Linked DNA regions of Homo sapiens: region 1 is linked to region 2. The links are chromatin loops, found by intact Hi-C in ENCODE. Cell type or tissue: GM12878. All regions are shown on one strand. Each heading gives the region's core, and the rest is flanking DNA. Links, peaks and the distances in the headings are about the cores only. Region 1 has its middle 45 kb from the start of LINC01655. Region 2 overlaps LOC124904517 (a long non-coding RNA gene).

Region 1 (16,292 bases), core at 3,181-11,180, 83 kb before region 2:
GACAAAGAGCATCTCCCAGCATTCTGAGAGTGGCAGTTACAGGAATCCTGAGACCCCAGTGCCAAGCTATGATAACATGCACAGGGTGAAGCCAGGTCTATCATCTGACAGCCTGGGTGGGTTGTAAGGAAAGAAAGATGAGATGAGGGATTGACATGATCCAGTCACTGATTTTTAGCCAACAGCCAGGGTGTTATCTTTTGAAGATGGGAATATAACCAATCTGGCCATGTCTGAATAGTTCTAAAACTTTTTTTTTTTTTGAGATGGAGTCTTGCTCTGTCATTCAGGCTGGAGTGCAATGGTGCTATCTTGGCTCACTGCAACCTTTGCCTCCTGGGTTCAAGCGATTCTCCTTCCTCAGCCTCCCAAGTAGCTGGGATTACAGGCAACTGCCACCACGCCTGGCTAATTTTTGTATTTTTAGTAGAGATGGGGTTTCACCATGTTGGCCAGGCTGGTCTCGAACTCCTGACCTCGTGATCTGCCTGCCTTGGCCTCACAAAGCGCTGGGATTACAGACGTGAGCCACCGCATTTGGCCTAAAATGAATTTTTAAAGAATTGTGGCCAAGATAAAGAGTTGTAAAGACTCATGGAAAAAAATAGGTTGCTATGAAAACATCATTTCTCAAAGGATAGCCTGTAAAACACTAGTCCTACAAGTAGCTTCCTCTTAAAAACAGCCTACGGTCCAGTACATTTGGGAAAACCTCCCTAACGCACACTGTCACCCCCTTGCAGAATGATAGCACACATCGCATACAAGGGTTCCGAGCTGGTCTAGAGCAAGGAAGTCTTCTCAGCTTTGTTAAACACACGATTTCACAGATGTTTTGTTGATTATGAGAGTTACTCCCCACTTACCTGCCATCGACTGTCAAGCAGAAAGGAAAAATTGCTTTTGTATGGAAGGAAATATCATTTTAAAAGCCCCGGTCCTGAAAAGAATTAGTCTATGATAATTGTTCTCAGGTCTGTCTCTCTGCAAAACATCCAACAGTGGCCAGCCCATTTATCCACCTGCATAGGTTGTTTAGGCAGGACTAGGAGATTAATAAAGAAGACGGTGTAAATTCAGCCTCCTGGTCTACATAGAATCCCCCCATCGTCTCTATTAGAGACTCATATATAGCTAAATAAATGTCACACTTGGATTATTTCCTCTGTTCTGCTCAGTAGTCCTGAAGATAAGGAAACATTCTTTCCGACATAATAAGCCATCAAAATACATTTATAACAAATCCCAGGTACACCAAAGTTATCTGTGTTGCCGACAATGGGCTTTCTTCCCGCCTGTCTCTTTCATTATGTTCCCAACAAAGGAGGTTCACTATTACTCTTGTCCTGGCAAAAGACAGTACTTCGGCCCTTGGAGCTCTGACAATTGTACTCAACCCATTTAATTACTTCCAGTACAGGCACACGCTTTATTAACAGAGCCAGGATCAGCAGGGGCTTCTTTGGGTCACGGAAAGGAGAGTTAATTGAGACTTATTTATAAGGATCTATGCACACACCAAGGGGACAGCAGCAGTGGCTATATTTTCTTCCTTGTGTATGAGGTCTAGGAATCAAAACCCAAAGAGCCTCCAGAATAGTTGACAAGGCAAAAAACAAACAAACAACAACAACACAGAAATGAGAGTGAAATGAGCTGTTGCTCATTGTTTACATGTTGAGAAAATTAAAAATTCCTCCAGACCCAGATGCACAGCCAACTTGTGCCTTCCAACCCCACAACTGCCCTCTCCAGCTCCTGCCTTGCACCCCAAACCAGCCCTCAGGACTACTCTCAAAAAACAACAAATGAACAAACAAAAGCCCCAACTTTCCTCATGTTAAAATGTTAACTGGCTGGGCACGGTGGCTCATGCCTGCCTGTAATCCCAGCATTTTGTGAGGCGGAGGTGGGAGGATTACTTAAGCCCAGAAGTTAGAGATCAGCCTGGGCAACATAGTGAGACCTCATCTCTACAAAAAAAATTAAAAAATGGCCAGGCATGGTGATGCATGCCTGCAGTCCCAGCTAACCTATGGTCCCAGCTACTCAGGAGGCTGAAGCAGGAGGATCGCTTGAGCCTGGGAGGGTGAGGCTGCAGTGAGCAATGATTGTGCTACTGCTCTCCAGCCTGGGTGACAGAGTGAGACCCTGTCTCAAAAATAAAATATGTTAACTGTTGTAGTGAAAGTTGTCCTCATATCTGTGTTTTGCAGAAGAGTATCTTTGGGCTCTGTAGTTGATCCTCGACTTTCAACCTTCTTGTAAGAGGCCTCACCAGGAGCTCAGCTCTTCACACCCTAATGGTACCTTCACTGCTGCTTTGTGGTAGCCCCAACCTCCTAGACATACATATATAGAGGGAACCCCCAAGGCTCCTTGCACCTCTAAATATTGTAACTAAAGGAAGTCCTAGTTGTAAAGTCAGTATTTAAGGCCTCACCTTCAAAGTCTCTGAAAATACCCTGTGTATCTCCTATGTTGTAGAGAGGCTGTCACCACAGACTCAGATAAACTGTAAGGTGAATCATTGGAGATCCATTCATCTTTGATCTTTTGAGCTCTGTCCAGGACACTTGGATGGTAGCTGACCCAACATGACCAGAGGAAATGTGGGGAGGAGGGTAAGGGGGTTGAATCTGGACATGGTTTCCTTGCTATTCAAGCAAAGATAGTTTAAAATTAGAAGGATGAGCTCAGGGAGGTCACAGCTATTTAATTCAAATTTATTTTTTCAGTTAAAATACCTTTCTTATACATTCTTATATTGCTTTTTTCATTGTAAGTTGCAATGAGAAAAGATCTAATAGTTCAGAGGTCTGGATAAACATACAAAAAAGTTCAGAGCTTGTCCAAATTGTATCTGACGGCCTAATTAGGACACCACGTGACTTGGTTGGGGGTTGTGTCATGAGGAACAGGGCGTCAGACACTCATTGCTACAAATACTATTTTTCTTCAGTGATAGCCATTCACCCACTTCATGTCAGGTCAGGGAATTAGAGCAAAAGGAATTCTGGCAATTCCAGAAAGCCTTTCTCCCAATTAGTAGAGTAAATTATGCTGGGTACTAGGACTTTGCTCCCCCAGCCTAGGGGAATGCAGGGGCAGAGACTGAGGCCTGGATGTGAGTCCTCACTCCTCTGCCTCCCCACCATGCAGGGGCCCCTCCCCCTACCTTTATGGACTCATGGAGGCTCTAGCTGCCATGCCTCAGCAGACCACGCTGTGGGCCCCTCAGGGATCCCCATAGCTGGGGGAATATCCTGTGTGGAGGGAGGAAGAGCCTAAGAAGAAATGGGTGCGATGCAAATTTATTCGTTCAAAAAATATAGGAATCTCCACCATGTGCAAGACACTGTATCAGCTATCATAAGAGATACAGAACGATGACAAGGTCGCTGCCCACGAGGAACTTACAATCTATTGGAAGCAGCTTAATACCAATAGGAGGTAGTGGTATTAAGCCATATACATAAGTAAGCACACCTGCATTATGTGGTAGGAAGAAAGAATGAACTTGTTCCGTGTCAACCCAGGTTTGGGTCCTAGGCTAGCTTTGATGAGCTGTGTCTCTGCCAGAGAGTTCCCCAAACTTTCTCAACCTTGGTTTCCCGTAAGTCAAAATTAAGAGGAAAAAAACTCATTTTTTTCCAGATTTTGTTGCATATTAAATGATACGGAAAGCACCTGGTCCCTGCACTGACCCAATCAGGTAGTTTCCTGATGTTGATATTGGGCCCTGTGAACTATGCAGTGTCTCTCTGAAATCATTTATGGTCCTTGAAAGGGAAAAAAGAAAAAAACCCATTCTATCTTCATGGCCCAAGGATCTCTTAAACGAGGTATGGAAGTAAAAAAAAAAAAAACAGGAATGCAAATTACTTACTTAACATTTATTAAACATTTAATATATGCAAGATTCTGTGTTAAATGCTTTTCGGATATGATCTCATTTAATCTGTACACCATGTAAGGAAGGCACTTTAAAAAATCCTCAATTTACAGATGAGGTACCTGAAGACCAGAGGGGTTAACTCTCATTAAGTCCACACTGGATCCAAACAAGCACCCTTTTGACCCAGGAGCCTGTGCTATCTACTTGCTGCCTACTTGTTTCTCTGAGGTCTCGACCACAGAAGGATCTAGCTGGACAGCAATAGGTCTCGGAAGTCTGTCCCCACCAGCAATGGGGCTGGCCTCACTCAGACAGCCCTGGGGATATCAACAGCCTTGAAAGTCCCAGGACTTGTATTGGCAAAGTGATGCTCTGGTGACCTGGGATTGCTGCTACAGTGAAAAGCTATGACTAGCTATAAGGCACACATAAGACATTGCCCTGCCTCCTGTTTCCTCTGCACTATGGGATGTGCTTTTCAGGCTGGGTGAGGTGGCTCATGCCTGTGATCCCATCACTTTGGGAGGCTGAAGAGGGTGGATTGCATGAGCCCAGGAGTTTGAGACCAACCTGGGCAACACGACAAAACCCCATCTCTATAATAAAGACAAAAAATAATTTAACAAAAAAGATGCTTTTCAGAAACCATGGCTGTATAGAAATATCATTCCGAATGCTTGCAAAAGACCCAGTCATTGAGTGGCAGCCTTAACTCTCTTCTTTAGAAACTCAGTTTTTCATCTGAGTTTGTTTCTTTCTGTGGGCAGACCATGTTGCTGGTCCCATTGCTTTGGCTGATGAGTTCAATTATTTCCTGAATCAACTCCAGCCCATTGTTTTCAGACTGCTTCATGGTCATGGAACTTTGATCATAACACTAGTAAATGTGTTCCTTTCGCCCTGGCAAGGCAGGCTTACATATGAAATGATAGCATAACCTCACATCCTAGTGCAGGGGAGAACTTCAATCACTGTACTGCCATCTTCACCAGCACAAGGAAACACCTATAAGTCTTTTTTTTTTTTTCTATTCTTACACATTCTTCTTACTCAGGAGTCAGCAAACTATGGTCTTTAAACCAAATCCAGCCTGCACTCTGCTTTCATAAATAAAATTTTATTGGAACACAACTATGCTCACTTTTTAAAAATGTCTTACTTCTGGCTGTCTTCATGCTACAATGGCAGAGATGAATAGTCATAACAGGGAACAAATGGTCTAAGAAGCCTAGAATATTTACTATCTGACTCTTTACAGAAAAAGATCACCAACTCATGCTCTAACTTACTTTATTTTCTATTTCCATTGCTTGGACTGTTGTGATTTCCAGATTTGAGATTTCTTATGTGATCATCTAATATTTCATAATTCTTCAGTGACACCCATTGTCTCCAGTACAAATCCCAAATGAATTCGGCATACAAGGCCTTTCATAACTTGGTTCCTATCTAGATTTCTATCCTCTTCTCCATCAACCACACACATTTTCCATCAACCACACACATACCCTTGTGATAGAACCACAATAAGTTTGTCCTTCACGTGTAAATAGCCCAGGCTCTTGTATCTTCTGGTATGTTATAGGTTATGTTCTCTGCCTGGAGTCCACTTTCTTCATGCTAGGCAATAAGCCACTCTTTCTCTAAGAGCTAACCTATCATCTAGCCTTCATAATTCATCACTTTTCTTCTCCACTGTGTTTTAATAATTTGTTTTCACATCTGCCTATCCTATAAAACTGTGTTATTTCTTGAAGGCGGGGAACTCTGTCAATTGATTTTTATATTCAGTGTGTCCGACACATATTTTGGTGCATGGTAGATACTCAGTAGATGTTTATTTGACAAATGAATGGGCCAATAGAGAAATGCATGCCATGCGTATATTGGTGCTTCCATTAGTAAAGCACATGCTCTCCTTGGGATGAACCTCCCTATCTCCCACTCCCATTAACATTATCTGACAAGAGTCCGTTTTATGTGGGACAAACATGGGCTTAGCAATGAACATGAAATTGATGAACATGCTCTGTCTGCAAGTCTGCTGCTCACTAGCCCAGGCATCACTGGCTGAGGCACGTAACTTCTGCCCACTGGCCTGATCCATGAAGGTGGCAGAACAATTTATTTTTCCTGAAAGACTGTGAGCATTAGTCCCTATATCAGAAGAAGGTATAGAAATAAGGGAGACTATATTGGAATGTCTAAGGGAAAAGCCATGCCTAGGGCTGCCTGGACGTCAGAGACAGGTGAGAGTGCACATGTGTACACTTGGTAAGGCCAAGGCAGCTCTGCTGACAGGAAGGTTACCTCTGAGCCACGTGACTCAAGCTGCACAGAGCAGAGTCAGCCTTTGGAGAAGGTCAATGTGGTGAGGAGGGAGGGAGACTAGGACTTGGAGGTTTCTTTGGGCTCAGTCATTGGCTCAGTATTCAGCAGCAATTTTAGCCCAAACCTCAAGTCATAGACCAAGCAGAAAGAGCCTGGATTTTCTAGGACTAAATCATGGGTAAGGAGGAAGATAAGACAAGAAAAATGCATGGGGAAAGAGGGAGAAATAAGAAGAGATCAAAGCAGTCAGGGTGAAGAAATAAAAATAAAAGCAAGGGGGTGAGATCACATGAGCAGAGGTGGTAGACTGTGACCACTTGTCATTCATAAGGTCTCAGGCATTTCCTGGGCAGCTTCTCTCCACTTCAAGCCTGTATCAGTTCCTCTACCGATCAAGCCGGCATTTTCTGCCTTTCCCACCTCTGTGCTCTCTCCCTCTTCTCTTTTTCCTTTCATCTCTTCCTCTCTAGTTCTCTATCCCTCCTCCTGCCTGCCTTAGCCTCTATTCTCCTCCTTTTTTCCTCTCTCTCACTACTCTTCTTGCCCTATTTCCAAAGCCTCCTTTCCAGTGTTAACTTGATCCAGAAAGGATCTTGCCTCTTGGGGAGAGAGCTCAAAAGCAGTGAAAAGAGGCTGCTTTCTATTGGAATTGTCATGGAACCATGTCTGAAAGTACCAGGCTGGAGCACTGGCTCTATCCTGCCCCTGAGAAAAGTGACTGAACTTTCCTTTACACATACACACACACACACACACACACACATACACACCCCCCAACAACATGCCTACCAATTCAAACGCTCTCCTACACAGGAGACTGTAGTCTCCTGGCTCAAGGGAACAATGCCATTGTTCAGAATGTTTAACCTGATTCCTTTGTGGGGAGTTCCAAACTATCATAACCAAATTCTGATGTCATGCTGGTGGCAGGGAAATAACCCATCTGCTCTGGGCTAACCACGTTACATCAAGTTTTAATTACATGCAATTATATTGGTGGAGAGAGAAGAGGATGACTTGAATTGAGGCCCTGTCAGTAATCACAGGCTAGGCTAAAGGGACTTTTGCTGGGGAAGTTAATGGGTGCCCTTACACAGATGATACAAATACATGCTCTACAAAATGAATCAGTTGCCAAGTTCTGTTGGTTCATCCTGAGTGATGTCTGGGATTCTCCATCCCTCTGTTTCCTTTCCATTTCACCCTAGTGCCCCAGTTCAGCTCCTGTTGCTGTAATCCCAGACTATTAGCGTAGTCTTCCAAATACTTTCCACCCCTCCTGGAGCTTCCCTTTTCAACCCAAATTGCCTGCTAAGGGTAAATTGATTGTTGTAAAGAAAAATCTCATCATATAAGCTTTCCACTCACCTATAGAAAACAGCTCATTCTCTTGCCACATTTGTGGCTCCTAGCACATCTCCCACTATCCTCGTATATGGATCCTAGATTCTGGCCATGGTGGACCTTGAATATTCTCTAAACATGTCTCATGTTAATTATCATTGAAACTTTAAAAAAATTCAGCTGCAATATCTGATACTCCTGTTTACCTAATCTTCCAGACCCACTCATCTATGGTCTGGACTCTGAAGCCTCTTTATGATTAATGGTTCAGAAATGATGTCTCCCTCCCCTGAATCTTTAGAGCATTCAGATAGGTTTTATCCCTGTAAAGTGGCCCAATGAGGACACAATGGTCTGTACTAATAGCTCATTGAAGGCAGAGTTAGTTTATATTTAATCCATCTTTTATCTCCCACAGTGTCTTACACAGAGTAAAAACTGAATAAATAAATGATTTTTATCTATTGAACAAGTTTAAATACAATGGGGCTTGTAAGTTGAAATGGATGTCAAGGAAATAAAACACAAGGACAGAAAAAAATGTACAAATTACATATACAACCAATCTGACAGTCCATTGTGAGACTAAACCAATGCCAAGAAGTTGTTAGAAGCTTATGGATGGAAGCAAAAGGGTATAGAGACAGTGTGGGCGAAGTCTTTGAGACCAGAGGAAGATTGTGACTAAGTGGGAAGTTTTCTGTGCTAAGTGGTGTGCTGGCTGCCTTACCACACATCTCTCATTCAATCCTCACAACCACCCCGTGTTACATGTGAGGAACCTGCCTAGGGCCACACAGCTGGAAAGGCAGAGTCAGGACCCAAACCCAAGCTCCCAGACCCCAAGCCCATATTCTCTGCATGGCACAGTACTATCCTTCCCCTAACATATTGTCCCTGATGTAAGATGTCTGTCGTATCAAAACTACTGTCATTGTTATAGAAGTTAAAGTAGAAAGAAATTCATTTTTAGAATAAAGTTATACAAACTGTATTTTGGTTCTTTGTACTTCCCGGAAAAAAAAATTATGTTTTATTAAGTCACCTTTGCCTTGTCAAAATATTAAGACACTTTAAACACCCCTCTCTCCCCCTTGCTCCCTTCCCTGCCACTAACTCTATGACCCCAACCCTGTTCCCAAAAGCCTTGACAACTGCACTCTGTTCACCTGATTGTTATGACTTTATTCTTATATGTATGGCTTTTTGCTTGTGTTTTAATACAATAGTTATACATACATACATATATATAAAGTTATATATATGTGTAGTCACATATACACATGTATATATATATATGAGAGAACTTGAAAAAGTTCATGGAAAATGGAATTAAAAGATAAATATAAAGTATACGATCTTTATTTCTCAACATAAATTCTATCAAATTCAAGACATAATTGTAAGTGATGATACCAGCCATTTAGTCCACCCCTAGAGAACTGAGGGCCCTGGGAATTTAATCACATCAATGCAGTATTTTTTACATTATTAACTGGAGAAAAATGGGTGCCCTTTAAAGATTTTCTAAGGTTAGGAAACAAAAAGAAGTCAGAAGGAACCAAATCAGAACTGAAAGTGGGATGCCTAATGATTTTCCGTTGAAACTTTCACAAAATTGTCCTTGTTTGATGAGAGAAACAAGCAGGAATATTGTTGTGGTGAAGAAGGACTCTCTAGTAAACTTTCCTGGGCATTTTTCTGCTAAAGCTTTGGCTGGCTTCTCAAAGCACTCTCATAATAAGCAGATGTTGTCATTCTTTGTCCCACCAGAAAGTCAACAAGCAAAATGCCTCGAGCATCCCCCAAAACTTTTGCTATAAGCTTTGCTCTTGACTGGTCAGCTTTTGACTGGATCACTTCCACCGCTTGGTAGCCATTGCTTTCATTGTGCTTTCTCATCTGGCTCGTACTGATAAAGCCATGTTCTATCTCCAGTTACAATTCTTCAAAGAAATGCTTCAGGATCTTGATCCCACTTGTTTAAAATTTGCATCCAAAGCTCTACTCTTGTCTGCAGCTGATCTTGGTGCAACAGCTTTGGCACCCATCAAGTAAAATGATTGCTCAGCTTTAATTTTTAAGTCAAAATTCTGTGAGCTGAACCAATTGAGATATCTATGGTGTTGACTATTTGTGCTATTAATCATTGGTCCTTTTCAATTAGGGCACAAATAAGATTAATGTTTTTCTCACAAATCAATGTGGATGGTCTGCTGCTATGGGCTTTATCTTCAACATTGTCTCATCCTTTATTAAAACAAGTTATTTATTTGTAAACTACTTATGCCTCTGTAAGCTTTTTGTAAAGCATCAGTGATTTTACTATTTTTCCACCCAAGTTTTAACATCAATTTGATCTTTTTTTCTTGCTTAAATTTTAGCAGAATTCATGCTGCTCTGTTAGGGGCTGTTTTCAAATTGAGGTTTTATTCTTGTTAGTGCCTCAAATTGGATTCTATTCAGACATGTTATAACAAGTTCGTACAGGTTCACTTTGGTACAAAAAATCTTAAAATCCATGCATAGTTTCTTCATAATACACATTTCCCATGAACATTTTGAAGATCCCTTGTGCATATAGAGATACATATATATTTAAAAAGCAGGAAACCATTATCACAATTTACCATTGTTGTGCACCAACTATTGGTAGGCATGAACTAAAGAAATGTAGGTACCTTGAGAACAAGGGAGTCATCCTCCTGCATACACAGTGTTTGCTTTGTTGTTGCCAAAATCCATCACTGTGTCTGGCATAGCAGACATTAACTAAATGGCTGTTTACTAATGAATGAAGACAGGGAGGATGGAGTGGGAGAAAGAGGAAGGGCCATGCAGTTTTTGGTGTGTGCTTTTCAGGAACCAATGCATTTATCTTTTAATGTGATGTTACTCTGTCACCATTAAGGAAACTCTTGCTTCTTCTACTTCCACACCAGTCCAAATCTTTGAGTAGGACTCCCAGAGATCAAACTAATGGATTGAAATCAAGAAAATTCATTTATGTGGCACTTTGTTCATGAATTCTCCCAACCATTGGTTGGATCAAATGTCATTTTATCAGTCACCAGTTTTAACATTCTTTTCCAAACCCAAGCCAGTTTCCAAACCTAAAAACCTGATTGTGTTCCACCAAAATAACAGGTTACATAGAAAACACCTCAGTATAAATTTTGCTTAAATGTAGTTATCTAAACAGAATAAAGCAAAACAAAATTAAAACTGGCTTAGTTGAATTTGATTTTTCAAAGAAGCATGAGATGTACATATAAAGAGAACCTTGGTCAACTGTATTTGCTGAGGACCATCTGCTTGCAGAGGCTTGCAGTGGTTGTTTGGGAAAGATGTTAACCAAAGAGAAGATATATTTCTGCAAAACATAGGTATACAATAAGGCAAATATGCACACCTTAGATGATATCTTATGTTTTTATTTTATAATATTCTGTAGAGAGGCCATAAGAGAAAGAATAAAAAGAACTAGGGTAGAAACAAGAGAAGAAACAGACCTGAGGAACTGGGGTTTATGTAAATCCATCCCAGACCTTTAAATTATGTTGAGCACTTTATGGAGTTCAGACACATCATAAGAGTGGGAAAAACATGGCACTGGTCACAAAGCTATTAAGAGACTGGCATTCCAACCATGCCTCTTCCTCTTAATAGCTTTATGACCTTAGGCCAGCTATCTAAACTCTTCAAGGTTCAATTTTCTCATCTGTGGAGAATTGCCTTGGAATTGGTCATCTTGGTGTTTCCTTCAAGTACTAATATTCCAAGATGGTGGTTAATCTTGACTTAAAATATTTTGTGTGACTTCCCCAGGTAGTCAGTTTCACAATTTAATAACACACTTGTATACATGTACTTAATTGGAATCTCCCCTCCTGCACTTTAAACTAATTTCTTTAGTTTGGTCCTTGGCAGAATTATAGAAGAAGAGGCATTTTCTTGATGATGAAACACCATGTGCTTAAAACAAATAGTTAACTCTTTTTCTTTCATAAAAGTAATATATATTTACTGTGTAAAAACTTAGAAATATAGAAAAGTATAGAAAATAAAATAATAACCACTTATAATTCCATCCCAAGAGCTAATAACAGCTTATATATGCATTTCTTTCTAGTTTTTTTAGCATAGGATTACGTGCCAAATATATTTTGTACCCCAATTTTTAAAAATTTATATTCTCATGAGGATTTTTTGTCATTAAAAATGATTTAAACACTGATTTTTTAAAAGATGATTTAATATCCTATTGTATTCAAAGAGATAAAGTTCATTGTTAGACATCTTTGTTTGTTTGTAATTCTAGTTGATTTTAAACATTTATTTTTACCAAACTAATGCTAGTACATATTTTAAAAGTTAAAAGATAGCTACAAAACTCTTGAGATAAGACAGGAAATACTTGCCCTTCCTTCTTTTCTTCAGGGCCCAACTTCTAATGACAGATATTTTTTAACTCTTTGTTTATCTCTTTGCTTCCATATTTCAAAATTATGTGCTTATATACTTACTCTCATTTTTGTCAGTTTTGTCACCAAAGTTAGTGACTTCATATGATGGGGGATGAGGATTTAGCATGCCTATCCCAACAACTTCCATATACCCTCTCACAATTCTCTCACCAGAATAAAATTATAATTTTTGGTAAAATCAACACTGGCACCATGATTATAAAAATATTCTTTACTGCTGAGACAAGTAGCATGCTATGATTAAATTTAATTTTTTGCATATGCAACATTTTACTTTAATAAAGACATCCTTCTTGGAGCCCTTTTATTATCCTGTTCTAGTTTCACCAGTTGCTTTCTGGACCAGGTTACGTCTATTGTCCAGATACTTATGATTGCAATAATCTTGGATAGTCTCCTCACCTCTCTTGTGTTCTGTGTCCCCTATTTTTCCAGTTGTCATGCCCTGCTCTCTTTTGGTTCACTCTTTCATTAAATGAAGCACATTCTTCAAAAGCTTCATGAAGAAAGGAGAATGAGAAGTAGAATTTTGAGGCTTGGCACGTCTTAAAAATGTCTTTATTTTTCCATCACCATCACAGTTGATGTATACTTTGGCTGGGTATAATATTTTAGGTTGAAATCCTTTAGAACTTTGAAGATATTGCTGCACTGTCTTTTAACTTCTAGTGTTGCTTTAAGTAGTTCAATGCCATTTTAATTCCAGGTTTCACATGTGTTATCCTTTTCTTTTTCTCTCTCTGAAAGCTTTAGAATTTTCCCTTTATTGGTGGTGTTAATTTGAAATTTCATTATAATCTGCCTTCAAGCATTTTATTTATTTATTTATTTGTTTATTCATTCAAGCTAGGTGCTTGGAAATTTTTATTATAAAATCTCACATCCAGTTATGGACTTTTTAAACAAAATTGTTTCTTTTATAATATAGTTCCTTCTGTTTGCAAATATTTTGCCAATTTTCACAATAAAACAGCACCTATTTTAATTAGATTTTTGAAAACTAATCACAGTACGACTTAATTCACTGCTATTTTATTTTACAAATAATACACTTATTGATCTTGTGCATGACTCAAACATACAGAAATATAGTGAAAAGGTTGTATTTCTTTTCTCTCCCTGTATTTCTACTCCCTTCCTAAGGTAACCATACCTAAAAATGTGCTGTGCATCTTTCCAGTCACCTTTTTTAACATATTTGTAGACTCACATTCGTAAAGTATGATAACAAAATCATACTACACTTTTAATTTTGCAATTAGATTTTTTCCACTTGTCAATAAATCCTGAATAATTTTTGGTGTCTGCACATATGCATTTCATAGTATATAGCACCACACTGATTTATCCAATCATATATCTATTAAGATGGTTTCATTTTTCTTAATGATACTTAAAAGCTGCTTTTAGATTAAAAATATTAAACTTTTAAAATAATATTTTACCATAAACTATCATATACTTTGATGGCACTCAGCCCTCAAGCTGATGAATTACTCTAGACTATGAATCAAATTCACTGGCCCTCCTGTAACTAAGAGACAGAAGAGAAAATCAAAGATGCAAGAGATAAAGATAAGTATTGTGGTTTACATCGGGGTTCCCAACCACCAGGCTAGTGGACTAGTACCTGTCTGTGGTCTGTTAGGAACCCAGCTGCACACCAGGAGGTGAACTGCGGGCTAGCAAGAGCATTACTGCCTGAGCTCTGCCTCTTGTCAGATCAGTGGAGGCATTAGATTCTCATAGGAGCATGGACCCTATTATGAACTGCACACGTGAGGGATCTAGGTTGCACACTCCTTAAGAGAGTCTAACTAGTGACTGATGATCTGAGGTGAAAACAGTTTCATCCAAAACCATCCCTCACCAGCCCCACCAGGGAAAAATTGTCTGCCACAAAACTGGTTCCTGGTGCAAAAAAGGTTGAGGACCGCTGATTTACACAAAGCTCACACTTACCTTCAAGAAATTGTACTGTGCACTGTGGAGTGTATCTCTGTTCTGCTGAGAGGTGGCTCACCACAACCTTAACTGTGCGTCACTGGGGACTGGTGATTCAGAATAGTCATCTATTCTATAATGTGTGCAGTCTCACCCCCAGCAAAGAAGGTAATAAATATAACCATAATAATGGTAATAACATTTGTAGAGTACTTTATAGTTACACAGCCCTTTCAAATGCATTACCTCATTTATTGTGCACAGTGCATAATAATAGCCACGCAATTTGTCCTCATGGCTCTCATCAGCCACATGTTTGTTAAAGCTCAGAGTCTGGGATTGTGTGGGCCAGCTTTTCAGGCAGGCAGACCTGGATTCACAATTTCCTTCTCACTCACAAGTGGGCTTTGTGACTTTGGGCCACAGCTCAACCTACCTTAGTCTCAGTTTTCCGGGCTAGCATTCGTGCTATGAAGTATGGTTGTTTTAATTAAATATATTGTAAAAGTAAAGCATCCAGCACAGAGTTCAAATATTTTAAGTTTATAATAACTTAAGAACTTTGCTTCCCTTTTACTCAATCCAAATGTTTAAAGAAAATAGACATACCCCTTTATTTCTTCTTGTTTTCAGGATTTGCTTCTTAAAGGAATGCTAACAATGTATACAGACCTATGCTCCCTTCACTAGGCCAAATAGAGGGCAGGAAGAGAAGACAGAAGTCATCAGGAGGTAGCAGTAGGGTGGGGCTGGGGAAAAGGTGTTGGCATGGGGAAAGTAAATGGGGTCCATTTGAATTCAGAATATAATGTGTTTAGGTGGTAGGGCTGCCTGGTATCAAACCTGACTCAGCTATTACAGAACTTAGACTCATAACATCTTCCAAATTGGTGAGCTCCAAATTTTAACCACAGACACCTGTAATTAGGAGATTGGGTGACACAGGTTCCAACATAGCCTCAGTTAGTATTTGCCTGGCTGTAAATCCTCTCTGGGTTCTGGAGCCAGGTACTCACAGAGCCTCATCCCAGAAGGGAGAAGTGATTCAGGAGAGATGACTCACTTGGGTGATTTGTTTTAACAGACACAAGCTGCTTGTATTCTTTTCCCCTCACCCTGTAATCTCCTTTCTACTGACTCTTTTCTGTGTTCTCTGCACTTCTTTCAAAGCATTATCGGGTCTGGCTCCATGGGGGACAAAAGCAAAGAATAGTTGATATAACATCTCTGAGATAACCAGCCCTCAAATTCCCAAGGAGCTGGATGGTGACTGGCAGGGACTGGTTTTCCTAGCTCTGTTGGTGTGAGCTATTCTTTAACATTATTTGATGAATCTGATTTATGATTATTTTCACCTGAGAGTCAGGTGACAAGCCCAATTACAGTCTGGCTAAAAAGGTCAAAAAAAAGAAGAAAGAAAGCCATTTCAGCGGTTTTATTGATCTTCAATGATAAAGGCCAAATGTGCATACCAGCAGTTTTTTAATGATCTATTGATATACTCAAACAATACAGTGGTGATTCCATTTAGTGCTTTAGATTTAAAGAAATGTGTCTGCAATATTAGCTAAGTCTTATTGTTTATTAGACATGTAAAGTGTCATTAAGTGACTATTTCTTTTGGGTTTTTTTTTTTTTTTTGACAGGTTGGAATACAGTGGCACAATCTCAGCTCACTGCAGCCTCCGCCTCCCGTGTTCAAGTGATTTTCCTACCTCAGCCTCCAGAGTAGCTGAGATTACAGGCACGTGCCACCACATCTGGCTAATTTTTGTATTTTTAGTAGAGACGGGGTTTCACCATGTCAGCCAGGCTGTTCACGAACTCCTGGCCTCAAGTGATCCTCCTGCCTCAGTCTCCCAAAGTGCTGGGATTACAGGTGTGAGACACCGTGCCCCGCCGATTTTTTCTATTTTTTGATCTAGAAAAATTGCCATAATTACATCAAGTTTCTTTCAAATCAGTTTGTCTATTATTAGGTGATACACAATGATTGAATGAGTTAATAAGCTTCAGCAGATATGGGTTTTTCTAAGGAAAATGGCATAGCATGGTTGATATGTCCTCACTAAATAAAACCATTATCAATCTGCCATTCCACAGACTTAAAAAAAAAAGCTTTATTGGCAGTAGATTTCTCAAAGCAGTTCTAATTGTTGTTTGCTATTTTTGTATTCAACTAATGTTTGCTTAATCTTACAAATTATACTATAAACATTTCAGTTTACAATAGTTTGTAGATACTATTTAGTGTACCAGCATTCCATTTATCTTGAAAAATGTACACA
Region 2 (16,292 bases), core at 3,041-11,040:
GAGGTTGCAGTAAGCCCAGATCTCGCCACTGCACTCCAGCCTGGCAACAGAGTGAGACTCTGTCTCAAAAAAAAAAGAATCTTTCCCAGCTGTGGTCACAGGCAGATATGACTACAGAGGAATGCTCAAAGAATAGTGACAATGCTGGCCTTGAAGATGAAGGAAGAAAGTCATGAGCCAAGGAATATAGGTGGCCTCTAGGAGCCAGAAAAGGTAAGGAGACAGATTCTTCACTAGAGCCTCCAGAAAGGGGCACAGCCCTGTGACGACTTGATGTTTGCCACCTAGACCTGTGTCGGGCCTCTAACCTAACAACTGTAAGATAAATTTGTGTTGTTTGTCAGGCCAGATCCCTATTAACTTTAATAGAGATGGCAACAGTTTCAAGAGGCTGAGGAAGAGACCTGGAGCCAGCAAACGAGACATAGGGTTTTATTTAGGGGAACCTACATACAGGGACAGTCCAGTGGTGGCAAACTGAATGGTAGAACCAAAGCTGCTTACAAAAAAGAATGCGGTTTATATAGCACTTTCAGTTAGCACCCTCCCCTGGCCACCTCCACGTGGCAACCCTCATTTCTTAAGTTATTGCTATCAGGTGTGTCTGTCATCCAACAGGTGTGCCTGCCATACAGGGGATGCCTAAGTTAACTGATTGCTGTCAGGTGTATCTACCATACATGTTTTAAACCACCGCGTCTGCACTAATATATATATATATATTTTTTTTTGAGCTGGAGTTTCGCTCTTGTTGCCCAGGCTGGAGCGCAGTGGTGTGAACTCGGCTCACTGCAACCTCCACCTCCAGGGTTCAAGCAATTCTCCTGCCTCAGCCTCTGGAGTAGCTGGGACTACAGGCACACATCACCATTCCTGGCCAATTTTTTGTATTTTTAGTGGAGATGGGGTTTCACCATGTTGGCCAGGCTGGTCTTGATCTCCTGACCTCACGTGATCCACCCACCTCAGCCTCCTAAAGTGCTGGGATTACAGGCGTGAGCCACCACACCCAGTCCAATAATTTTTTTATAGCAGCAATAGAAAAGGAATACATCTTCTCAGTTACAAAGTTTTAGTACTTGCTGCTGAGAAATAATTTTTCTTTATCATCATCAATATTTATTAACCTCTTGTCATTCAATGGTATATATCCTATCTGAACTTGGTTTCCTCCAGTGCAAAGTGAGATGATGTTATCTGACCTAACGGATATGTTTTAAGAATTTAAATGAGAGTCCACATGTAAAATGCACATCATATATTACAACACGCTGGTGAAGCATCAACTGCTGGCAGTGACATTTTCTTGTCCTAGTCATTGCAGGTGTAAAGATAAGTGCTTTTATCTCAAAGCCTTTCCACATTTTTGGGAGGAAGAACTACCATTGCTAGTAAAGATCCTGGCAGTTCTTTGCCTAATGGCAATTTCTGAAAAGAGTCACTGAAGATCTGATGGGGAGACGTTTCAGTCATGGGTGACTTCAAGAAAGATAATTTTTGAGTGGACTTTGAAAGAAGACTGGGATTTCATCAGAAGAGAGGAGGGTGAGTAAGGACCCCAAGAGTCAGGCACCATTGTGAAAAACAGCCTAAGAAAAAACTGAAGAATACTTTTGGGCAATATAATCGGTATCAATCATAATTGACCTTGACTGATGTTCTAAGTGTTCTAAGAACTTTGAAAATGATAAGAGCAGAGGGTGTAAAAAAATCTGCCTTCATTTTCCATGATTTCTCAGTTTTGTGACTTTTTTTGATCATTTCATCAATTATTATTAAAACTCACTGTTTGCTTGCATGCCAGAGTTCATTCTGGGTTTTCCTCCCAGTCTTATTTGCAGATTTCTCTTTCTCTACTGCCTCTTTAAAGGGTGGCATTCCTTAGGTTTTCTTTGGCCCTTTTCACCTTTTCTTTATGCTCTTCATTGGGGATCTCAATCACTCTCCTTGTTTCAACACAACTTTTGAACCAGGATTCTCAATCTATGGCTAGAGGTCAGAGCTCACCAGAGTATCTTTTCTGTTTTGCTAATTGCCTGCTGGACATGTCTGCCTCAGTGTCTGCTGAGGCCCTCGGGTTCTATCCATCCATGACTCTCTTTCCTTCAATCTGTTTTTCCTCTCTTGTTTGTTTACCTCCCATGGCTGAGTGGATGCTGGTGGCATTTATTAAACCAGAAACCTTGAAGTTGACCTCAGTTCCTCTCTTTTCTTTGTTTTATGTATTAATGCCAATCACAGCCTGGGTTCTGTTGATTCTGGTGTTTTGTTTTGTTTTGTTTTGTTTTGTTTTTTTGGAGACAGAGTCTTGCTCTGTCACCCAGGCAGGAGTGCAGTGGCGTGATCTTGGCTCACTGCGACCTCTGCCTCCTGGGGTCAAGCAATTTTCCTGCCTCAGCCTCCCGAGTAGCTGGGACTACAGGCTTGCACCACCATGCCTGGCTAATTTTTGTATTTTTAGTAGAGACGGGGTTTCCCCATGTTGACCAGGCTGGTCTTGAACTCCTGACCTCAGGTGATCCGCCCACCTCGACCTCCCAAAATGCTGGGATTATAGGCATGAGCCACCACGCCTGGCCTGATTCTGCTTTTCTTCACCTCCCTTATCCAGTCCCTTCTCTCGAAATCCACAGCTACCTTCTTAACTCAGGACTTGGTCATTTCTCACATGGACCACTGGGGTACAGGACTAATAGTCTTAAATCCACTGTCCGCCTTATTCTTTTCAGGTACCTTCCAACCTACAGGTGTAGTAATCTATCAAAATAAAAACTGACATATACTTTCCCCTCATAAAATCCTTTTCTGGCACCTGAGGCCTAAGCCTAAAGGCCTTTAGTATGTCATATAAGATCCTACATCATCTAGCCCTGTTCTGACTCTCTGGTCCTATCTCTCACCATCTTATCCTCAAGTCCTGTTAGGTGAAAAGTCCCTATAAATCTCAGGCCCTCCTCCGCATGGAATGTCCTTTTCTGTCTTCTCTCTTACCCATATAGCTTTGTAAAGACTCAACTCAAATACTACCTCCACCATAAAGTCTCTCATGACCATCTGCCCTAAATATAACTAGCCACTCTCTTCTTTGAGTTTGCCACCTTAACCTTGTATACATTTCTGGCATATAGCAGAATTTTCAGCGTTTACATCACACTTAGTGGTTTACATGTCCTTCTTCCCCTTTTCTCTGTAAGCCTTTTGGACGCAGAAACTCACTCTTCTTCATTTTGAAAACCCCCACAGAATAACTGGCACAGAGTTTGGGGCATCCATCAGGAAGAAAGAAAAATAAAAACAAGAAACAGGAAGGCAGAATGGAAGGACATAGACAGGGTAGGAAGGCAGGCAGGGAGGAGCTGTGTGGCAGCAGTTCTTGGAGTGACAGTGAAATGGAGAGCAGGGAATCTCGTTAGGAGGTTAACCTGAGGGTGCAGGTACACGAGGACAAGGCCTGGACCAGTTTCGTGGTAGGAAGAGTGGACAGAAAGCATAGGACATGAGGAGGACTGCAAAAAAAAAAAAGAAAAAGAAAAAGAAAAAAAAAAAGGACAGAATGTAGGGCAGAGTGTCGCCTTGCTAAGCCCCTGAGTGGTGGTCTCCAAGGGCAGGAGAGCTCTGTCTGAAAAATCATACCATGAACTGAGATTCCAATGTTCCACTGTGGGCTTCCCACTAGAACAACTCATGGATTTTTCAAACCATCAAAAGGTAATTTAAAACAGCAGAACCCATGCATTATTGCTTTGTGAGTCACAAGGCCCTTCATTAAAATAAGTTTGTCACACATCTGGTCAGTATTTAGACAAAATGACTTTTGCATTTAGTATTAGGATTGAGATAACCATTTGCATGTAGGTTTTGGTAGTAGTTTGGATTTGTTTCTGGAAAAATCAACCAAGTCAGAGCGTCAGAGGGACACAGAGAGCAATGCTTTCTGTTTCATTTATTGACCAAGGGCACCCCATCCTAAGCCACAGCCTCTGGGGCACTCACACAGCTTAATTCTGAGAGACAGCCCTGCCACTGCCACTTACCATCCACACCGAAGACTGCACAAGCCCAGGCCAGGCTCCTGGGCCATGTGCTCCTCTGCCACAAAGATGGTGAACTCCATTTCCTCTCTGCCCCAAACCTGCAGTCAGCAGGACTTCAAAGACCAGACTCCTGTGGCGCCTCCTCCCCCTTGAGGAAGCAGCAGTCCTCAAGTTCTATGGAAGTGTATCTCACAGAAAATCCACCCTTGTGTTAGGAATTCAAGCTCATCAGTGTTGTCACTGAAATGCCAGATAATTCTGAAATGAGCCTTTGATAAGCCATGTTGAATCTGACCCAGATAATCTACTAGAAGCACAAACAAGTAAGGGGCTTGAGGTGCAGGACACAGAACTGGCCACTGCTGCCCTCTGGGCCACAGAGAGAGGGTCAAGCCTTCAACAATGACCCTGCCCATGGGCCGAGGCCACAGGAAGCTGAAGGTGACAATGGGAGCAGAGAACGGGCTTTTCTCTCTCCCATCTGGAAGCACCATCTCGCTCCTGAAACTCTCCCTGCCCTTGCCCCTCTCCTCTGCTGTCCCCCTCCCTGCCCCCGGCTTTTTTTTTTTTCTTTTTTTTCTGGAAATGCTCTGCCATCATTTCCAGCTCTTATTACAGTTTGCTAGCTCGGTGACTCTGAGTAAGTTGCTTATATTGTTTGATAAGAAGATGAGGATAAAAGTATTAACCTACTGGATTATTATAAGGAATAAATAGCTACTGTTTTACAGATGAGCCTAGCTAGGTCAGTACCTGGTGCACAGAGGATTTAATAAATACCATTTCTTTCTTGACTAGTGTGTAGCACTTGGTTAGGAGTGTGGACTCTGGAGTGAGACAGTCTAGGTTAAAATCCAGCTCTGCTAAACTACTATAGCTATGTGACCTTACATTCATTTCTTAACTTCTGTTCACCTCAGCCTTCTCCTCTATAAAATGGGGATAGGAATCACACCTACTTCAATAGGGTATTATAAGGATTAACTAAATTACTGTATGCAACCTGCTTGGAATAGTACTGGGTTATGCAAAATAAGCATCGCAAAGCTTAGCTCTTATTATTATTCTCCTCTTTACATAGGTATGATTCATTTAAGCAGTTTCATGGAGCCAACAGAACATTACTACATCCATATAGGGTACTCAGTACCTCCCTGTGATTTAAATGAAGGAATGGATGAACCTCTTTTCAACATTGGGGGTACTTTATAATGTATTTTATAAAATTGTCATTCAGACAGGAAGTATTTTCTGAGGGTCTTTTATATACCACACACTGTGCTGGGTTCCAGGGACACTGTACCTCACAAAGTAGGCAAAGCCTCTGCTCCAAGACTTGCTATCTGGTTCTAAAAGTCTTTGCCATTCTATAGTCCTGCTGCCTTGCTTAGCAAATGAGGACGCCAAGGCCCAACCAAAACAAGGCATTTCTGGGAGGCAGTTACTTGTGGACATGTCGCTTATTTTTAGGACTCGTGTGTCAAGACCTCATTTGGTTTGTTGAGTGTCTTGTTCCAATGCCCTCCTTTTTTTTTTTTTTTTTTTTGAGACTGAGTCTCCCTCTGTCACCAGGCTTGAGTGCAGTGGCGTGACATCGACTCGCTGCAACCTCCGACTCCCTGGTTCAAGGGATTCTCTTGCCTCAGCCTACTGAGTACCTGGGATTACAGGCACGCACTAGCATGCCCAGCTAATTTTTGTATTTGTAGTACAGATGGGGGTTCACCATGTTGGCCAGGATGGTCTCGATCTCCTAACCTTGCAATCCACCCACCTCGACCTCCCAAAGTGCTGGGATTACAGGTGTGAGCCACCGCGCCCGGCCTCTGATGCCCTTCTTTGTGAGGGAATCAATACAACCTGGTGGAAAGAGCTGGGATCTCCAGTGAGACAAAACCTGGTTCTGCCACGTACCAATTGTGCCAGTGGGCAACACACTTAAACTCTTGTGGCTTTAGTTCCTCATCTGTACAATGGAATAGCAGCCTCTGTTGTGTCAGTAAGAGTCTCTGTATTGCAGAGGCTACAGACTGAGAGCTGGGAGACTCACACGTCTCACATGGTGCATTTATTGTGTTTAATTGAATTCATGACAGACATTTAACATTTGGGAAATTTTCTATGAAACCTAGATTTCTGGCTGCTTTTGACAAGTCAGAAGGTCTGGCAGAAACACCTAGCTGGAGTGAACAGCTGCCTCTGGGATGGGACATGAATCTTTCAATGTGGCACAGTCCCCACCTTCCTCCATCCATTGCTTACACCTGGACTGCTCCATTCATTAACCCACTCTGTCGGCATGGAAGCTTGCAGGGCCTGCTGTATGGATGATAGCTTTATAGGGGGATGTTATTGTAAACAATCAGGGTATTTCCCTGACTGGTGAATGCTCACTGAAATGTTTGCCTCTGCTGTGGATATGCAGAGCATGCTTTCTCCAGACATCTTTCTCCTTTTAGCTTCATAGGAGATTTAGGCGGCATGAGAAAGATGTGGTAGTATAGATGCATCAGTGTAAATACAAAAGTAATAGAAATGCATCCATATAAATATAAAAGTACCTGACTGCAGCACCCATTAGGAAAGAAGAGAGGAGGGCAAGGGAAAGAAGAGCTCTACCCTGAGAAACCAGGGGCTGTTAAGATGCGGTGTGCTGGCTGGGGTCTCGTGAGGAATGGCAGTTTGGCAGACCACTTTATCTCCTTCCTTCCTTCCTTCCTGGGGCCAACATGAGTCTTATTTATAACTTAGCTCTGAGTCCCTTCATGTTAAATCAGTAACTGAGTAGGCTGCAGGGCTAAGAGTGGAAAGTAGCTTTCTAGACATCTAGATTACAAAGCTGTGTGGTGCAACAGAAAGAGCCCTAAACAAGGGGCCAGAAACTGGGAGCCAGTCCTCATTCAGGCTCCTGATCTGTCATGGATTGGTTGTGTCTCCATTGTAAGTCATGTAGCATGAGTTAGGGTGTTTACATCCACCTACCTTAGGAGAGGCTGTAATAAGATAACTCTAATAAGATATATTATAATATATAATAAGTATATATATAGTTATCTTATTAGAGTTATCCATATATATATATATATAGAGAGAGAGAGAGAGACAGAGAGATGTTGGGCTATATATATATATATATATATATAGAGAGAGAGAGAGAGAGAGATATCAATTATACACTGATATATCTATCTATATCTTATTAGCATCTAATACATATAAATACACATACCTACATATAAATGCACCATGGAGAGTATACAAAGTATATGAGAGTTATTAGAGATGTAATTGTCTATGAGAATCCATGCTGACCAGACAGAACTCTGGGTCCAGGGCCATGAGGTGAAGGAGGGCATTGGGGCTCATTACTACAGCATCTGCAGAGAAGCCAGGCATTTGTGCTGGAGGTAATCAGGGCAGAACTTTATTACCCCAGTAAAAGATGCAATATTAATAGCCAAAAAATACTTTTAAGGAAATTGATTTATTGAGTCCATATAAGGTATTTGGAGGATGAAGGTACCTGAAACCATTCATATGAGGAACATATGAACAATGATGTGTAGCCTGAAAAAGGGAAGAAGGGAAAGATAACCAGAGGCTGTCTTTAAACATGACTCATGTCATATAGAAGAAGAATTTGACTCAGCTAGCCACAAAGAGAAACTAAAGATCAATGGCAGAAATTACAAGTGTGCTGATTTTTCTCATTTATTAATTTATTTTTTTCATCTATCTAAAATAGCAATTAAGCAGGCAAGCTCAAAGCTACACACTTGCATTAAATCCCTACATTGTCATTAGCTAGCATGTGATCTTAGGCAATTCGTTTAGTCTCTGAGTCTCTTTTCGTTCAATTCTGTTAAAATAGAGATTAAAAATAATACTTATCACAAAGGGCTATTTTGAGAATTAAATGAGTCAATGCAGGGATGGCTATTGGTATAGGGTTTGGCATATACTAAGCACACAATAACTGTTAGCTATTATCATTCAATAAGCACTTACTATGTGCCAGATTCTATACTAGATGTTGGGCTGACAAAGGTAAATAGGGCACAGTCACTCTCCAAGAACTTTCTAATCTGAAAGTGAATCAATATCTACAAGAATAATCCTGAGATAGAAATGTCTGCCTCTGGAGAAGCATCTGTTTCCCATGAGCAGCTGTTCTCACACAAAGGCTGATCAACTGCTTGGGAAGATGGAACAGAAGGAACTCAAGCTTCAGAAAGTTTCTTGGATTGGATCATCTTTAAGATGTCTCCTAACCCAAAAGTCTCTAACTCTAAATTTCTTCCCAGAGACAGTGAATATCTATGTTCCAATTCATAGTCAGATAATAGGGTAGGGGGATGGAGAGCAGCTTAGCCCTCCACTGAAGTCCAAGTCGAAGCCTGATAGGGGAGCAGAGCTTGTGTGCCTGACCATGCTGCAATCACTAAGTCTTGTCCTGAACTTTGGTCCCGTGTCTCAAGGCAGTGACCTCCCTGTCAGGCAGGGGCCAGCCACAACTCCTTTTATTGTGGTGAGTACATGAGGGGCTGCGAGAGCCTCTGAAATGGTCTTGACCCTGTCTACAATATTTCATACCTGCCACTCATTGAGGTTTTGTTTACTCTAAAATTATGGGGAGGGTGACATTGTGCTTGGAGCATTTGATGAATATGTTCCCTGAATCCTCACCCAACAAAAATTCACTTTGAAAAGAGAGCCTGAATTTAGGAATGTGTCTTGATTACGGGTTGCAGGCTGGCTTGCACTTTTGCCTCTTCTCTGTGATCCTTCCTTGGAAGCTATGACCAACAGCGTAACACTGACTTAGACCAGCAAGAAAACTGTTCAAAAAAGCAACTTTTTAGTCCATCAACCTGCCAATGCCCTCAGCACTAACCAACACGTAACCTCAAAATATGCAGTGAGCTTTCACCAGTCAGGGAAACACCCTGATTGTTTACAATAACATCCCCCTATAAAGCTATCATGCTTTTGTTAGCTGTCCAAGAATTCAGAAATACACAAACTAGAATAAAAAATACATGAAAGCTTTTTGTATTTAATTTGTAGTTTATAATAAGTTTATTTTTAATTAATGTAATTAGCCTAATTGTGTATTTCATGTCCACAAAAATCTTCAGTATTGGTATGCTTGAGTCCCCAATCCTATTAACAAACCTTTTAATCCATACAGACCAAATTAAATAACTTAGCATTTGTTTCAGTATTATCCTTTAGTGTTCTTCATGCTTTGTGAATGTTGGTCTCAACTCCTGAATGAGATAAGAATAGTGTTTTCAAAGTGGGAATCATACATCATCCCTTGAAATTCATTTCATCCTTATCATAGTAATAACAATTATTGACTAAATCTTAGTGGAACCAGGAACTGGGCTAAGAGGTTTACATACATTTTCTTATTTTAATTCTTACCTCAATTGGTAAAATTATTATTATTGTATCCATTTTACAAAGAAAGAGGCTGGAGCTCATAGAAACTAAGTATCTTGGCCAACTTTAAAAATACTAGTAAATTGCAAAACTGGAACACAAACCCAGATCTGTGGGATTCAAATGCCCATCCACCTACTCCATTATGCTGCCTCCAGCCCGTGCTGGACACAAAGTAAATTTTTCATAAATAATAAAATGATAATGACTCAGGCAGTTTTCTGGCAAGAAAGGCTACTATGATCCACTCCACTGGATATCTGTATATTGAGCAGGTTAAAATAGGCAAGAGGAGTCTTTGTGATTCTATTTCTTGGAAGTCCAAGATTTAGACAGAAAAAAATATGAGATCATTATGTGTAAAGAATCTTCATTTAGGAAAGGTTATATGTTGGATAAAATAAAAAGAAATATGTTTACCCAATTAAAACTGGTCTTGGTTTAGAAAGGCTGAGATTTGAATGCAATGTGTTGGAATATATTAGGGGTTTGGGTGTGGTGAGATGGTGATGGTGGGGAGATATATTTACAAAATAAACTTCTTAAGTTAATATGGATTCTATTATCTGTTGTCCTTTCTTCTTTTTTTTCAAAAAAAAATTTAAAAAATGAAAATAGACCCACAGACTGTTCTATTCTGCCTTGAAATTTAGGGGCGAATTGTAAGCATACTTTGAATATATTTTAGTCAGGGCCTATGAAATAGGGCCAAGTTCATGATACTCTGAGACTAAAAGTATATTGCCTTATCTCCCCCTCATGCCAAATGAACAGAAAATAAACTTGTTCTTTTTTTTAGCTTTTTATTTTGGATTTGTTGAATTGGCTTATTTTCAAATCTTGCAAGCAATACTTTTTACATTATTTTTGAAACCTCTTCTTAAAGAGATCTCACCACTTAAAAATGAAATTTTAGAAGGGACAGGAAAATGCAAAAGCATTGTTCTTGACTTTTAGGTTTTCAGAGTTTCTGGTGCTGGTGTCTTGCCTGCTCTGAAGGGTCGTGGGGATCCTCCGGATTATAGTCACTTTGGGAGCAGTGGCCACGACAAGCACAAAGCTGTAAATCCCTAGAGTAAGGGGCAATCAATGGGTGCTTCACTGAAAAATAAAAAATATTTACATTATAGGAAACAGGAAAAACAGGAAACAGGAAACAGGAAAAAGGAATGTTAGAAAACAGTCAAAGTTTTAAAAAGCCAAAGTCAAAAAAAATAAAAAATGGGGTGGGGAGAAGGGAAGTATCAAAACCCTTGCCATCACCTGCCCACTGAAGTGAGGATAAAATGTGGGGGAGATAGGGTCGTGGGGAACTATGCTTGAAATTGGGGTCTGAATTTTATGCAGACTTATCACATTCCAGGCATGTGAAAAGGTGGCTGAGACTAAATCTTCCCGACCTAATGCTATGCAAAGATATAGTATCTCTCCTACCAACTGTAAAATGCCTGGGAGAAGACTTCAACATAACACTGCAGTAAAGCCTGGAGATTTTATATGTAATATTCAGTTCTGGTTGAAAAGCAAAGGTAGCATAATAGGTAGAAGACATTTTACTGAGGAAGGAATCTTAATTGGAGGTTGGAAGTTGGCAGACAAAAATTTATTCATTCACTCATTCATTCATTTGAAAATCATTTGTTGACTATCCAGTAGCTCTCAGGTCATAGGCCAGGCACTGAGATTATATCTACGAGTAATATGTAGTCTAGGTAGTCAAGAAACTCCCCTTCTGGATAAGGGGAAGCATCAATATGTGGGCACTGATTATGCAAAGTGCTAAGATGTAGGATAAAAGTATAAAGTTCCAAGAACACACTTGGGAGGGTAATAAATACAGCTGTGAGGGTCCCCTAGGGACTGAGGTGGCATGTTTGATGTCAGCAACACATCTCAATGAAACTTTGTTGTTCTCTAAGGTTAATCGGTATGCAATGAAGTAATTTTAAAAATTGTATATGTGTGTATGTGTTTGTGCATGTAAAATGACCTCGAACAGAAAGACAGCTAGTGAGATTGTGGTATTTAAATATTTGGTGATTTTATAATTCTCTTTATATATCTTTATAAATTTCACATGTTTACTATGAAACTATGAGGAAAGAATTAACATAGAAGAGCTGGGTGCTCAGTCATTGCATGTCCCTAGAGGGCCTAGAATCATGATTCACACTTGGCTAGCCCCTGGCGTTTTCATATTGTGTATGCCTGGAGAAGGGGGCATGCTGTACGTGTCAAGATTTGTCATTGTTGTTTACCAAGATTTATGATGGACCTGGTTTCACATTGGGTCCTGAGTTTTGATTACTATGACTGGTCACATACAAGTATGTGCCTACATGACCAGCCCCCACTAAAAGCCTCAGTCCCTGAAACTAGAATGGACTTCCCTAGACAGAGACACTCTGCACATGCACCTGTAATTTATTTCTAGAGAAAAAGCATGTTTTGTGTAGCCCCACATGGTCAAGGATTCAGAAGCCTATGTCTGACCTCTGTAGACTCTACCCAATGCATATCCTTCTCCTGCTCCTATAATAAACCTTAGCTGTGAATATAATGAGTCCTTCTAGTGAATCATGGAACTCAAGTTGGTCTTGGGATCCCTGAAACAGTAACCCAAAAGATATATTAAGCAGCCATTATGAACCAGAGAGTCAGTATGGTGGTCAAGGTAGGATAAGGGAAGATGAGGGTGTTAGATATGACACTGTACTTTATTACTCTCATCTAAGGTAGAGTAAAACTCTTATTTGTTTTAAGAAAAATTCAATCTGCTTTTAAACTCTCACTGGTCAAGGTAACTGCAAAAGCATAATGTTTACCATGACATGTTTAGGAAGGCTGTTTTTTCTTTTAGAGCCATGTAAGAATCTTGGAGGCCTTACCTAGTCCAGGTTTCTAGAAAGGGCCTTTGGCCTTTAGTCCACACTGGTTATTGATGACCTGCTTATTGTCCTTTGAAGGTGAATAGCTCTGCTGTCATCTGCCAAATTAGGGAACAGGAATGTCTGCTCAGATAGTGACCAACCTCCCAAAGTGACCAAGAAACCATTTCCATCTGAGAGCCTGACCTCCCTTCAGGATCTCTTATGGAAGCCAGGTGCTAGGTCCCACTACTTAACAGAAACTATAGAACCCTACCTCTTCTCAAGAAAAGCACTTCCCTTCTCATGCAAGAATATTCTATTCATTTCAAATGTTAGATCCCCTGTGCTCTGAAAAATTTTCCTCTAATTTGTACAGATGAGATTTGCTGTCAGAAAACTCCTTAGAGGTCATCTTCTGGGAGTCTGGCAACATCTGCTTTGGGCCCTCTACCACAAAAGCCACTAATAACTACTCAGTCAAGACAATGCATACAAAGGTTTGGGTCTCTTCTTAGAATGTAAAGCGGGGAAAACATACATCAGCAAGAACAACACAGACCATTAATCTTGCTGCAAATTACCTTGTTACATTAGGAAGACTCATTCTCTACCTAATAATGGCAATTAGTCTAGTAGATAAATTACTATATGTATTAGGATTCTCCAGAGGAACAGAACCAAGAGGACACACACACACACACACACACACACACACACACACACACGCACGTAGGGAATTGGCTTACATGATTCTGCAGGCTAAGAAGTCCCACAGTGTGCCATCTGCAAGCTGGAGACCCAGGAAAGCTGGTGATGTAATTCAGTCTTAGAAGGCCTGAGGACCAGGAGAGCCAATGATGTAAATCACAGTCTCACGGTGAAAGAAGAGGATATGAAATGTCCCAGCTCAAACACAGAGGCAGGAATAAAAGGGGTGAATTCCTCTTCCATCTACCTTTTGTTCTACTTAAGTCCATAACAAATTGCACGATGCCCAGCCACATTGGGAAATCCATCTACTTTACTAAATGTTTTCATTGAAATACAAATCTCATCTAGACACATCCTCACAGACGCACCAAGAGACAATGCTTAATCTGAGTACTTCATGGCCCACTTAAATTGACACAAAATAAATCATCACATATGGTACAAAGTAAAGTATTGCAAGCCTTATAATAAATATGTACGAAACAGCATGTGAGACAGAAGAGATTGGGGAGACAATGTAGAGGCGCTGGTGAGCCTCCATGGGTGGGCTGGACTTTCACCAAGAGAGACCACTCACTGTCATTGTCCAGATTCACCCAAGAACCCACAGTTCAACAACAGCACCAGAAACATAATTACCATCAATTAAAGCCAAAGGTCTATGTCCACAAAACGAGGACCTAGAAGAATATCTTTTTGAAGTGGAATCACAGAAAGAATGCTAATCAGTTGGGCTTTATCTTTACTGTGGACGTAATTTAAAAAAAGGAATAACTTGTGTGGGGTAGGAGGAGCTTTCAATCTAGTGCGAGTTTCTTCCTTGATATCAGTATTACTGGCTGTCTGAAGAGTCAGTGGGAAACATTACCACCATTCCTTGGAAGTCTGTAAGGCTAATATGGCTACCCATGGGCTTCTGGCAGAGCAGAAAAGACACCAACTTCAAGGTCTGAGAAACCTTCACCCCTGCTGAGTGGCTTTGGGAAAGTATCGCCCCCTGATCCTGTGGTTCTCACATAAAACAAATACATTATACCTATTTTTCAGGATACTTGTGAGGTTTAGAAATAATATCTGGCACATAGCAGACATTCAATAAGTGACAGATAACATAATTTTCTCTTCTAGATGACACAGGCAACTTCTTGTCTAGGACAAGAGCACTGAGCTAAGAAATTTCCAAGAATCTCCTCCAGGCCCAAGATTTTAGCCACTACTGAAACTGATCTGCTTGGACACAATCCAAACTCCTGCAGGCAGCATGAGTGCAGTGAAGCCTTTCTTCTGGCCCACATTATCTTTAGCCACCCCACTCCACGGAGCTTGCCGGAGTCTCTTTACACACCCCCCTCTAGCCTTTTTCCTCTTCACTCCACTATTTGAGTCCAATTTCCTCTGAAAAAGTATTCACTTAAATAGGTGGCGTTGCACCAATTTCATTAATTGATCTGTGTCAATGTTCTAATGAGTGCTAACGAGTGACCTGCTCAGGTAGGTGAACATCAAGTCATGGAACACTAGTAACTCAACATCCCAGGTAGTAAAAACATCAAGCACAATGCCAAAAGACCTCTTCACTCTAGAAGATCTTCTGTAGGCCAGGGAAGAGGTTTTGTGGGAAATTTGGGGACCCATGGACATGCTCAATTTAGGACACTTCAGGATGTTTCTGTTGTATCTACCTGGAGAGATCAACCTGGAAAAATAGTCCTGCTACTTTACCAGGACTATCAGCCAGAAGCTATGCAGGAGAGTGCTCCAAGTCATACCACAGTCAGGCCAGATGGAGAGGCCCAGAACCTTCATTCTGAAACCACTTTCTTAGTTCTAGGAATTTTAACTTTTGAAAAGATGGAGTTTAGAGACACTCTGGGAATTATCTAAGTTGATCACTTTATTTTTTGCGAAGCTGATGCTCACATAAATGAGATGATTGTTAGGCCCTAGAATTAGTTAGGGCTGAGTTGAATTTGAAACCCAGGTTTTCTAGCACCTAAACCAGAATTCCCTGTGCTAGTTTATATACATATATATACATATATCTTCATATATATGCATATGTATATATATATGCACCTTGTTATATATAAACTTTTGTATATCTTACCTGTTCTAGAAGAGTCTCTGGTGGTGATGGACCAAAAGATCAAATCTGTAAATTATATTCCATTACCAAGAATCTAGGTAATTAACTGCCTAGAGCTCAGTCTGCCCAACTGTAAAATGAGCAGAGTATTCCCTGCATTGGTCTATGTTGCTAGGCTGTTACAAGAATAGATAGGAGTGTCTTGCACACAAAAAATGCTGAAAAAAATTGGCTAAAGAAAGGAGAGAGTTCAGAAAGTCAAAGTTCACACATACACAAGTTATTAGAATTGATCACCATTCTCAGATTCAGAAGCTACTGGTAGTGTTCTCCCTACCCCCAAGATTGGGAGAGCATTAGCCTTTATAGCTAACATTAGGCAACAGAATGGCTTACTATTGGAGCTGGCAACCTGCATGCTTCTACACACAGACCACTGAGACAGGCAACCTCCACACCTTCTACCAACTGCTGATGGGCTGTTGCTTAGACAACCCCACATCCTGGACCCAAGCTCCTAAACAGACCAAGAAGAATAGCAGTGCACTGAAGGTGGAGTAGACAGAGGGAGAAAGAACAAGCAGACCACCTAAAATGATGACCCTAAAGAAATGGAGTGCCTGAACGAATGGGACTGATGTCAATTTGGAAAAGGGGTAGGGAAAGAGAGGGGGAGAGAAAAAGGGGGAGAAGGGGGTGTGAAAGAGAGGGAAGGAGGGAGGAATAAAAAGAATATGAGAATTTAGGAGATTCACATACATATTTGAGACTCAAAGTAGTGACATGGAAGATCAAGTTGAAGGAATATTCTAAAGCCTACGACAAATATCCATATCTCACCATTGTTAGTACAAGGGGCCTGAAATAAAATTCCCTTGGGGTAAGATTGCACACAGGAGGCTACATCTGCTGTGCAGCTCCCCAAAACTTTAGCCACTCTGACTCATCCCAAGGGGAAGAATTTTGGCCACCTGAGTTCCTGACTTGGATTCTGACTGTGGCTTTTAGCCTTTGCATCATCCTGCATCTTAAGGATTGCTCTGTCTGTCTCTCCTTCTCTGTCCTGGGTGAGCAAGCTGCTGGCATCTCCTGTCGGCCACAGGAGGTGTGTTGACAAGGGCCAGGAAATATGTGGGAAGGGGT

The links. Peaks named below come from ENCODE experiments on the same cell type or tissue, not always from the same donor. Only the 100,000 strongest peaks of a DNase experiment are listed, where the experiment ranks them.
Region 1: it touches region 2 in a loop (2.2-fold over the local background); 2 of 110 quality-filtered maps call a loop at or near these places.

Annotation. Positions count from the first base shown.
Region 1 is chr1:221,787,285-221,803,576 of GRCh38, forward strand. No RefSeq gene overlaps it. Among named protein-coding and RNA genes, the nearest start is that of LINC01655, 45 kb to the right of the region's middle. In GM12878, for the core only: no CTCF peak of the experiment used is centred there; DNase peaks (open chromatin) are centred at 6,497 and 7,187; H3K27ac peaks cover 2,353 bases.
Region 2 is chr1:221,870,702-221,886,993 of GRCh38, forward strand. The region is part of intron 2 of LOC124904517 (a long non-coding RNA gene); the gene reads left to right. Among named protein-coding and RNA genes, the nearest start is that of LINC01655, 38 kb to the left of the region's middle. In GM12878, for the core only: no CTCF peak of the experiment used is centred there; a DNase peak (open chromatin) is centred at 7,610; H3K27ac peaks cover 204 bases.